Regions from separate parts of the Homo sapiens genome. Here region 1 is linked to region 2. Evidence: chromatin loops called from intact Hi-C (ENCODE). Cell type or tissue: sigmoid colon. All regions are shown on one strand. Links, peaks and the distances in the headings refer to the core of each region. The heading gives the core; the rest is flanking DNA.

What was found. A loop is a pair of places that touch in the nucleus more often than their neighbours do. Peaks named below come from ENCODE experiments on the same cell type or tissue, not always from the same donor. Only the 100,000 strongest peaks of a DNase experiment are listed, where the experiment ranks them.
Region 1: a loop joins it to region 2, with 4 times the contacts of the local background. A loop is called at or near these places in 1 of 110 quality-filtered maps.

Annotation. Positions count from the first base shown.
Region 1 is chr7:121,518,261-121,522,664 of GRCh38, forward strand. No RefSeq gene overlaps it. Among named protein-coding and RNA genes, the nearest start is that of FAM3C, 120 kb to the left of the region's middle. In sigmoid colon, for the core only: no CTCF peak of the experiment used is centred there; a DNase peak (open chromatin) is centred at 2,081.
Region 2 is chr7:120,723,505-120,727,908 of GRCh38, forward strand. All of the region lies in intron 1 of KCND2 (potassium voltage-gated channel subfamily D member 2), which reads left to right. Among named protein-coding and RNA genes, the nearest start is that of TSPAN12, 130 kb to the right of the region's middle. In sigmoid colon, for the core only: a CTCF peak has its summit at 2,131 (motif pointing left); no DNase peak of the experiment used is centred there.

The DNA of each region.
Region 1 (4,404 bases), core at 221-4,220, 790 kb after region 2:
CCTGCTCCCCCTACAACTTCCACCATGATTGTAAGTTTTCTGAGGCCTACCCAGAAACTGAGCAGACGCTAGCATCATGCTTCTTGTACAGCCTGCAGAGCCATGAGCCCATTAAACCTCTTTTCTTTATAAACTACCAGTCTCAGGTATTTCTTTACGGCAATGTGAGAAGCAACTAATACAGAATTGCTGTAATTGAAGTGACAAGTTGGAGGTGAAAAGTTTAGCGGCTAAAAAAAAAAAAAAGGAAATGGAAAATTCACCTTGAGGGTAAATATGATTTTATAAAGTTTTTGTTTTTTTAGAATGAGAGAGGGTTGAATATATTTATAGGGCATGGGAAAGAGTCAGTGAAGGGAGATGTGAGATGGGAAGTGTGAAGATGAAGAGAAGAGAGTGGAAGGACAGGATATGGGAGACAAGTAGAAGGTCTCATTCTCATCCTGAAATGGGCAAAGACATGTTTTTTGTTTTTTGTGTTTTTTCCTCAGATAGTTGATAATAAAAGCATGAGTAAACACTGAGAGAGAGGTTGAGGTAGTGGGTAGGGAATTTGAAAGTAGGCTTTTTTGGAGACCTTCCCTAAGAGTAACTTGTGTTGGGGTTGCCTGCTGAGGGGTAACACAGTACTTCCTTTTGAAGATTAAGAGACAAGTGGGCCAATGTTATGGAGAGCTAGTTTGCTATGTTAGACTTACAGTTCAGATGAAGACTGATGTTTGTTACTGTCTTCCCAATTTCAGACAACTGTATTTGCTAAAAGCAGGATTTTTCCTAAGGAAGGTATTCACTTCACAGCTGGGTGGTACCATTTTAGAGAGAAAGATGGTATTGGAAAAGGCAATGTTATTTTTTAAGATTCCTCTAATATTTGTAATTATAAGCTATCATGATAATATTTGGAATAGTTCTTTTGTATAACTTGACAATATGTCAATAGTATAAGTTAATAAATACTAAAATTTCCTAAAATGCTTTTGAAACACATTTGGCCAGATTATACTTTAGTGGAAGGATACATGAAAAGTGCTGCTAATATTTTTTATGTGGTTTCTATCTGGGTCCTTAGCTATGGTAGAAAGAAGGAAATCAGTACGATCAATCTCAGTACTGACATGTTTTTGTAGGAGTTAGAATGAATTGTTTTGAACCAAATATTTGGTACTTTCAGGTTATATTTCCCTGCTGAGTACATATAGGTACTCAGGTCCTGTATGATGGAATAGGATTGTATTTTTGTGCTTTTTCCATCTATTGGATTACAGCTTTCCAAGTCAATAAAACTCAGTGCTGCCATTTCTAGGCCCTTTTCACTTCCATCCTTAACTTTAATTGTAGATTGAACTTTTCCCCCCCCATCAAATACGTTTTGGACAAAAGCAAATCTGGCAGGGCAAAAGTAGGGAGTGAAGAATAATCTTTGGGGTATATTTTCTTGTTTATGATCTTGGAAAAGTCACTTCCCTCAGGCTTTCTTATCTGTAAAAGAAAGGAACGAGTCTCCGCGATCTCAAATTTTACTGTGAGTTCTACAATTGTGTGCCTCTGTTCCACTTACCCACATAGTTACCCCTGCTAATGTTAGTTCTGTTCCACTTTTGCCCAGCAGCATTGGATAAGAATCGAACACGGAAGTTACTGAGCAATGATGTCAGACCAAAGTGTCTCTGCAGCTCAGAAAGCAAAGAAGACATATAGAGCCAGGGCTGAAGAGGCCGCCTGGGGCACATCAACAGTGTAATGTCAGTAGCACTCTACTCAATGCTTTTTTGCTTGCACAGGAAAGAAACCCTTTCAAGCTAGCTCCCATAAAGGATGGTTATTTAAAGAGTACCTGAAAACCTTAGAGAACCCTGGGGAAATATTTATAGCCAGGCTTCTTGGAGACTCTGGGAACAGGAAAGTCAGGAACCCTGTCTTTCAGGAACTGCTGTATCTCAGTCGGCTTCTTCATTTCATGGTTTCTCTCTGCGTAGCTGCTTTATTTCCTCTTCAGGCTTACTCCTCTGCTGCTCCCTGGCTGGCTTTCTCTACTTAGTCATACTGAATATGGCTAACTATGTCTCCCAAGGGCCTCCCCAGCCCTGACTCCACATGACTTTTCAGGTCCCAGAGCTACCCTCTGACTTCATCTCTTACAGTCTTTTAGCATAAATTCTCAAGAGTTAGCAGCTGATTCGTTGCTAACCAGCCAATGGCTTGGTTAGCCTTGGGTGAAGTAGTTTTCCCCAGTCAAGTCAGCTTTGAGGAAGGGAGGTGAAGGGAAAAAGAAGTGGATGTCATCTGCTACGTACTGAGTGACCACACTTTCGAGAGTAAAAGGAGCACTATTATAACAGGAACAGATGTAAATCCAAACAGACACAGGACAACTGGACCAACAGAGCTATGAACCACTGCCTGTTCTAGGATTATGAGTGGCATAGATTTTCTAGAAGAAGTGGGAGAAAGGACAAGCAATGAGACCTGTCTAATAAACTCTTTAGTCTTCCAAACACACAAATATCTTTTCCTTCATAAATATACTTCCAGTTACGGCCTGTCACACATACAATTACAAAAATGCTCACCCTAAACCTGGTAGGAAGAGGACAACCACAGCCAGTTCCTGTGTATTAGGGCCTTCTATCACCAGGTGATATCTATTCCTCCTCTTGTCCTCTCCTCCTCTCCAGTCTTCACCAGTATGCAGACTGTGGAATAAATGAGTGACTCTTACAGTGGGATTTCGACCAGCATCATCAGCATCACCAGGGAACTCATGAAAAATGCAAATTCTCAGGCCCCTCCTCAGATCTATGGAATCAGGAATTCTGGGATGGTGCTCAGCAATCTGTGATTTAACAACAAGCCTCTCAGATGATTCTGATCTGTGCAAAAGTCTGAGATCTGCTGGAGTAAACTCTAAATTTAACCACTACTAACACACTGAAAACAGAAATAGAAGCATTTTGCCTAACAGAAACAACTTTCCCTTCAAGTTTTATGTGATTTTCTCAAAACTTTAAGAGAGGCAACCTATATTTTGTAGCTGAGAGAGAGAGAGAGAGAGAGGGAAAGAAAAGGGCAGTAAAAACACATCATGTACACTTAAAAAGAACAGAGTCAAGTCAATTTCAATTTTTTTTCCTGGTTCCACTCATGAAATTTGGTGTGTCCTGACCTTAAGTTTCCTTCTGAGAAATTCTCATCTTTTTCTCGTATTTTGAATAAATCAAGATTCCTTGCAAACAACTGGGTGCGAAATAAGACAACATCCAATAATCAATAGTATAAAAAGGAAGTGGGGGTTGGAGAAGAGACCTCCTATATTAAGCAGGCATAAACAGCCTTCAGGGAAGAAGTTCAGTTTCACAATGGCCTTTTCAATTGGCACTAAGAGGCCAGGGGCTGTAAGTTACATGATGAGTTAGATCAGTAAGTGCCATGGGTATCAGCATGCCATCTCACTCTCTTGAAGTAAATGAAGTTCCTTGGGTATTGCCTAGCAGGAAAATTTCAATCATTTTCACTATTTTTTAGGGCTGCCCTGAGATAGATAACAGGGAGAATACCCTCATGGAGCTGGGTACCCTCTGGAGCACTATATTTTTTATCAGTCATGAATGGCCAGACACCCTGTTGAGCTGATTTGAGTCAGGCACAGTTTCCTGTTTGCAAGCTGCAATTTTCTTTCCTGGCAATACAACTTACATAAAAATTTAGTGAGCTGCTGCTAAATCTCATTTGGAAGTGTTTCACTCTTTAAAAACAACACTGGACGTATTGCTGAAATTGTGGCTTAGCAGAATCTACACACTTATCCAGTTTGCTTTCATATCGGCCCCAGGTTCAGCGACTTGATGGGGTGGAGCAGACTACCTTTACTTCCCAATCTATCTTTGCACAGAACCTCTGAATGCATGACACATTTCAAACCAGCTGCCTGGGACCATCTTGTGATTAGAAGGTAGGACTGAGTGTACATCCTGTAAGTGTTTCAGGAAATCAGCATACCTAAACTCTGCCCTATAAAGTGTCACTATTACAATTGTCATGATTTTGGCTTTTCTAGGGTCTTGTCCTGCAGAGGACAGAATACAGTTAAGGCACATGATTCCCTCATTTGGACTGAGTCCAGTCTTTGGCTATTACATAATGCTACCATAACTATTCTTGGACACATCCTTTGGTGCAATTTTGTTGGGGCTATCTACATCTATATATATATATATGTGTGTGTGTGTGTGTATATATATATATATATATACATATATATATATATACATATATATATATATGCATACACACACATACACACACATATATATATAATTGCTATATCAAGCACATGTACAAATGCTTTGTAGACTCTTCAAAATACTAAAATGGCTTAACAAATGTTTTCTTCCTCCTGCAATAAAT
Region 2 (4,404 bases), core at 88-4,087:
TTGTTGGATATTTAAAAGGACAAAATCTGCCAAGTTGGAGTTATTTGTATTTTAAAATGATGGCCAAGCTGAGCATGGTGGTGCATGCCTATTGTCCCAGCTACTCTGGAGGCTGAGGCTGAAGGTTCCCTTGAGTCCAGGATTTCTAGACTGTAGTACACTATGACTATACCTGTCAACAGCCACTGCACTCCAGTCTGGGCAACATAGTGAGACCTTGTCTCTTAAAAAAATTAAAATTAAAATCAACAAATTCTGGCCAGATTTATAGATTCATGTTTGTTAAGTATGTGACCATGGAAAACAGGTAGAAACTGGAAAAGTGGCAGGTCTCGCCACTTCTATTTTCATTTCAAATCATCTAGGTTAAAAATGGATTTCTCTGAGTATAAAAAGAGGAAGCATAAACAGTGTAGAACCAGGTTATGCTGGGCATTTTGTCTAAGTATTGGAGAGGAATTTAGAAAAACTGAGGTGGTGACATGGTTTTGGGCCTGGAGAAAAATAAGAAATCTGGTTCAGGAAAAAAAGAGGAAGAGACCTTTATCTCCCCTCACTCCCTGCCATATGTATTGTTTACCATCAGACCTTTCCCTGAAGGATTTATTTAAGCAATAAATATTTATTGGTTCCAATTATTTGCTCAGCACTGGACAAGGTCTGTGCTAGACCTGGGTTTATAACAATGACATGATCTTTGACCTCACTGAACTCATGATCTGGTAAGAGAAGATAGGCCTGTAAAAATCTAATTCTACTCTCTCAGTTGCAAGTAGCATTGAAGGCATAGCAAAGGGAGAGTGGATACTTTTATTGGATAGAGATAAAATTGTCAGGAAGTTTTTAAATAAGAATTGACATTTGAGCTTCATCAATGGAAATTGGAAATTACCCAAAGGATTTATGCAGTAGGAGTGCCAAGAGGAATATTCTGGAAAGAACAGTATTACAAGACATACAGAAATGGAAAGACGTAGTACATTCCAGTAATAGAAAGTTATTTGTTCCAGTGAGACTATGGGGTGTATGTGGGTGAACAGTGGAGGATGAGGTGGCCAAGTCATGAAGAGCTGTGGTTATCATGCTAAAGAGCTTGGCTCTTTCCTGCAGGTGATGGAGAGACACTGAAGGCTTTTATGCAGGAGAATGACATGACCAGACTCACAGATATGTGAGAGTGAAAGGATAGCTCCAGGCAACAAAGACTAGGAACTCAAAGCACAGGAAAATATTTCCGGTGGCTCCACAGCTGGGAAAGCCAGTCCCTAGTGGGTTTTTTTGTTTGTTTTTAATGTGTACCTCTCAGTAATCAGTTGTACATCTATTTTCATAACTTCTTTAAAAATCATAATTTTATAAAATGAGGGAATAAAGTGTTAAAAACATGGCTCTGAAAGGCATATTTTGAACATAAAATATTCTGTAAAGGAGACTATATAGTCTTTTACTGATGACATTCATTTAGGTAAAAAACACTTCATTAGAATGTTAGGTCAAAATCATATGTTCCATTTATAACCTTTAAAGCCTTGCCATAATCATATAATAGGCTAAAAGCAAGAGGAAAAAAATAGGAAACAGGAAAGAATTTGGTTTTTTTAAAAAAGCACAAGCTAAAGAACGCAGTCAGTAAGCCCTGCTGAAATCCCACATTGAGGGTTTACTGTATAAATGTTGAGAATGTTGAGTAGATGTGCTAAAATCATCTTAGTTCTTTCCTTGATTTTTTCTTTTCTATACACAAATCTTAATCCTTTAATTTCATGTAATTTTCACACTAAGGGTCCTAATTAAGGGTTTCTTATTTAAAATTGTGCCTTAGCGATACCTAGCATTAGAGAAAATTACTTATCTTTGTAAAAGAAACACAAAATGCTGTCGGAATTATTTTTGCATCTTTTTGGAAACACCTTGAAAATAGATAATTTATGAAATTTGTGGGGTAGGGGTCAACTATTTCCAGAGGAATAAGATGCCCAAAATACAGCCTAAATATTACATGTGTGCAGGCAAAAGATAAGGAATCGGTACAGGCAATTTACTGGAAATACTTTTCTCGCTCTCAGCTTGTGAAAACCAGCAAAGACCTGGTTTGTTTCCAAACTTTCATTTAGGTTTTTATGCCCCCTAGCGGGTATTTGGTATTTCTGCAATTGTAAAATAATGCTGATATTTTTCAGCAATTCCTTCGTGCATTGTGAGTTCAGACTCTTTATGTTGACAATATTTAACATCGATACTCCCTTAAGTATCTTAAGTATTCAAATGAGAAGTTTTAAACATTATTTGGGCTATAACACTTTGGATAATTTAATAACACCTGTGAAAACACTTTTCATGAAAATGCATATGAAAACATATAGTATCATGGAGTTCCCTGACTCCCTTGAATTTATCCACGCACTCCTTGAAAGTTCATAGACTCCGAGGTAAAAATCTCTAATTAGGGTGTGGAATCCTCTAGCTTCCGCTTTCATTTAGTGGGCGCTAATTAAGATTATTAATGCTGTGAATAGTGGAAACAGTTTTTTTAAAATACACTGTTAAAAGTTAACAGTAGCTCATAATTTGGCTGAAACAAGAAATAACGCAGAATACTTTAAACAACTACATACATTAGCTGATCCAAAAAAAAATGTTCTTGGGCTTTGATCGTATAGTAATTGATCCTCCAGGCAAGAGAGGTGGAGACAAAATCAAGGCAACTTTTTAGGCAAATATCGATTTTAAAATGTCAAAGAGAAATCTGCCTATTGTGAAGTAATACCAGGGCCCCTCTGGCAAACAAGTTCAATACCACAAGCAGGTGTTATGTAACAACACTCAAAAAAAAGGTCATTTGCTATTTGCAAACATTACAGCTACTGTAAAAATCATCCATCAAACTGTGATCCTTCTAGAATACCAAGCTGATGGCAGAAAATCCATGAATAACATAGATACTCAGACCCTAAGGGGTAGAATTACTAGTTACAAAGTGATCCAGCTTCCAGGTCAGAAGAAATTGTTTCTTAGACCTCTCAGACTAACACTCTGGTCAAAGAGAAAAATTCAGTGGATAGGTCAATAATTTAAACGCACATAGACGTACACACATAATCAACTAACGGCTTTCACCGGGGCATTATACACATTACTTACTTTCATCTAACTTTTTAAAGGATACCTGCTTTTCAAATACTTACACTCCAAATACTGATTCATGTCCCATGTGAGTTTCTTTTAATTATTGTAGTAGTTGAAATGCAGCATTTTTTTGAACCAGCAACTGCCCTATACAATGTACAGAATGCTCCTGAACTTCTGTGCACCTGCACAGGATCTGTTCATTCATTCTATTCCTTATACCTAGTAATTCACAATTTTTCCTTGTAAAAAATGAAAAAGATAATGTGAGAGATTGAGTTACAGTAAGCATCAAGGTTTATTTTAAAATCAGAATTTTCTTCCTGTTGTACAAGGATCTCTTCTATCTTCATGATTATTTATCAATTACATGACTTTTGTTTTATCTTTTAGTGTGTGTGGGACATACTTTCAGAGATGGAAAGTCACGCATTAGCTAGGGAGATTTGCCTCATATAACATTTGTACTCTATCAAATGAACATACATTTATACCCATCAAATAAAAAGAGAAAAAATAGAAACTATATGAATAGGACTAGGAAGCTAACAGTATTGTTTGAAGATGGTGTAAGAAAATTCAAGGAAATATTTCTCCATTTGAGATATAAAGACAGCCACATCATGCAACTTCTGAACTAGTCATGCAACTTCTGAAGAAATACTAAACAGGGAAATATTTAGTAAGGTGTCAATAACATTTGGTTTACAATGAATTATGTTTTAAAATTATGCATATTTTCAACCTATCAATATTACTTGATAAATAGGAAGATGGATAGATGGATGAATGGATGCATTGTCTGCCTGAATTAATCAGATTTCATGAGATTTAGTATTAAGTAGAGTGCATGCCAGAATTCAAGAACTTTGCATGAAAATTTTTGATAATATTTGAGACAAATCTTTAATAGCCAAAACTTAAATCTCTTCTGAGGAATTGGTCTTCCACCCAAAATAATCTTCAATATTTGGCAAAATATAAAATTTTAGCCAGTATTTTTGGGAAGTACGCAAATTTAGAATTAACATTTTTATGCAAAAGGCACTTCCATGTTGTACCTTTTTAACCGATATGAGGAAGAAAGGGAGCCATAAACATGAGGTCTGGCAGATGTCCAGGGTGAAAAAGGAGCAGAAGGAAACTGGTGGCTCTACTGACATAGTAAATATAGGAGAAAGAAGGAAAACTTAGAAGCAGGGGAGAGTAGAAAGAGTATGGGGGGCCGGGCACGGTGGCTCACGCTTGTAATCCCAGCACTTTGGGAGGCTGAGGACG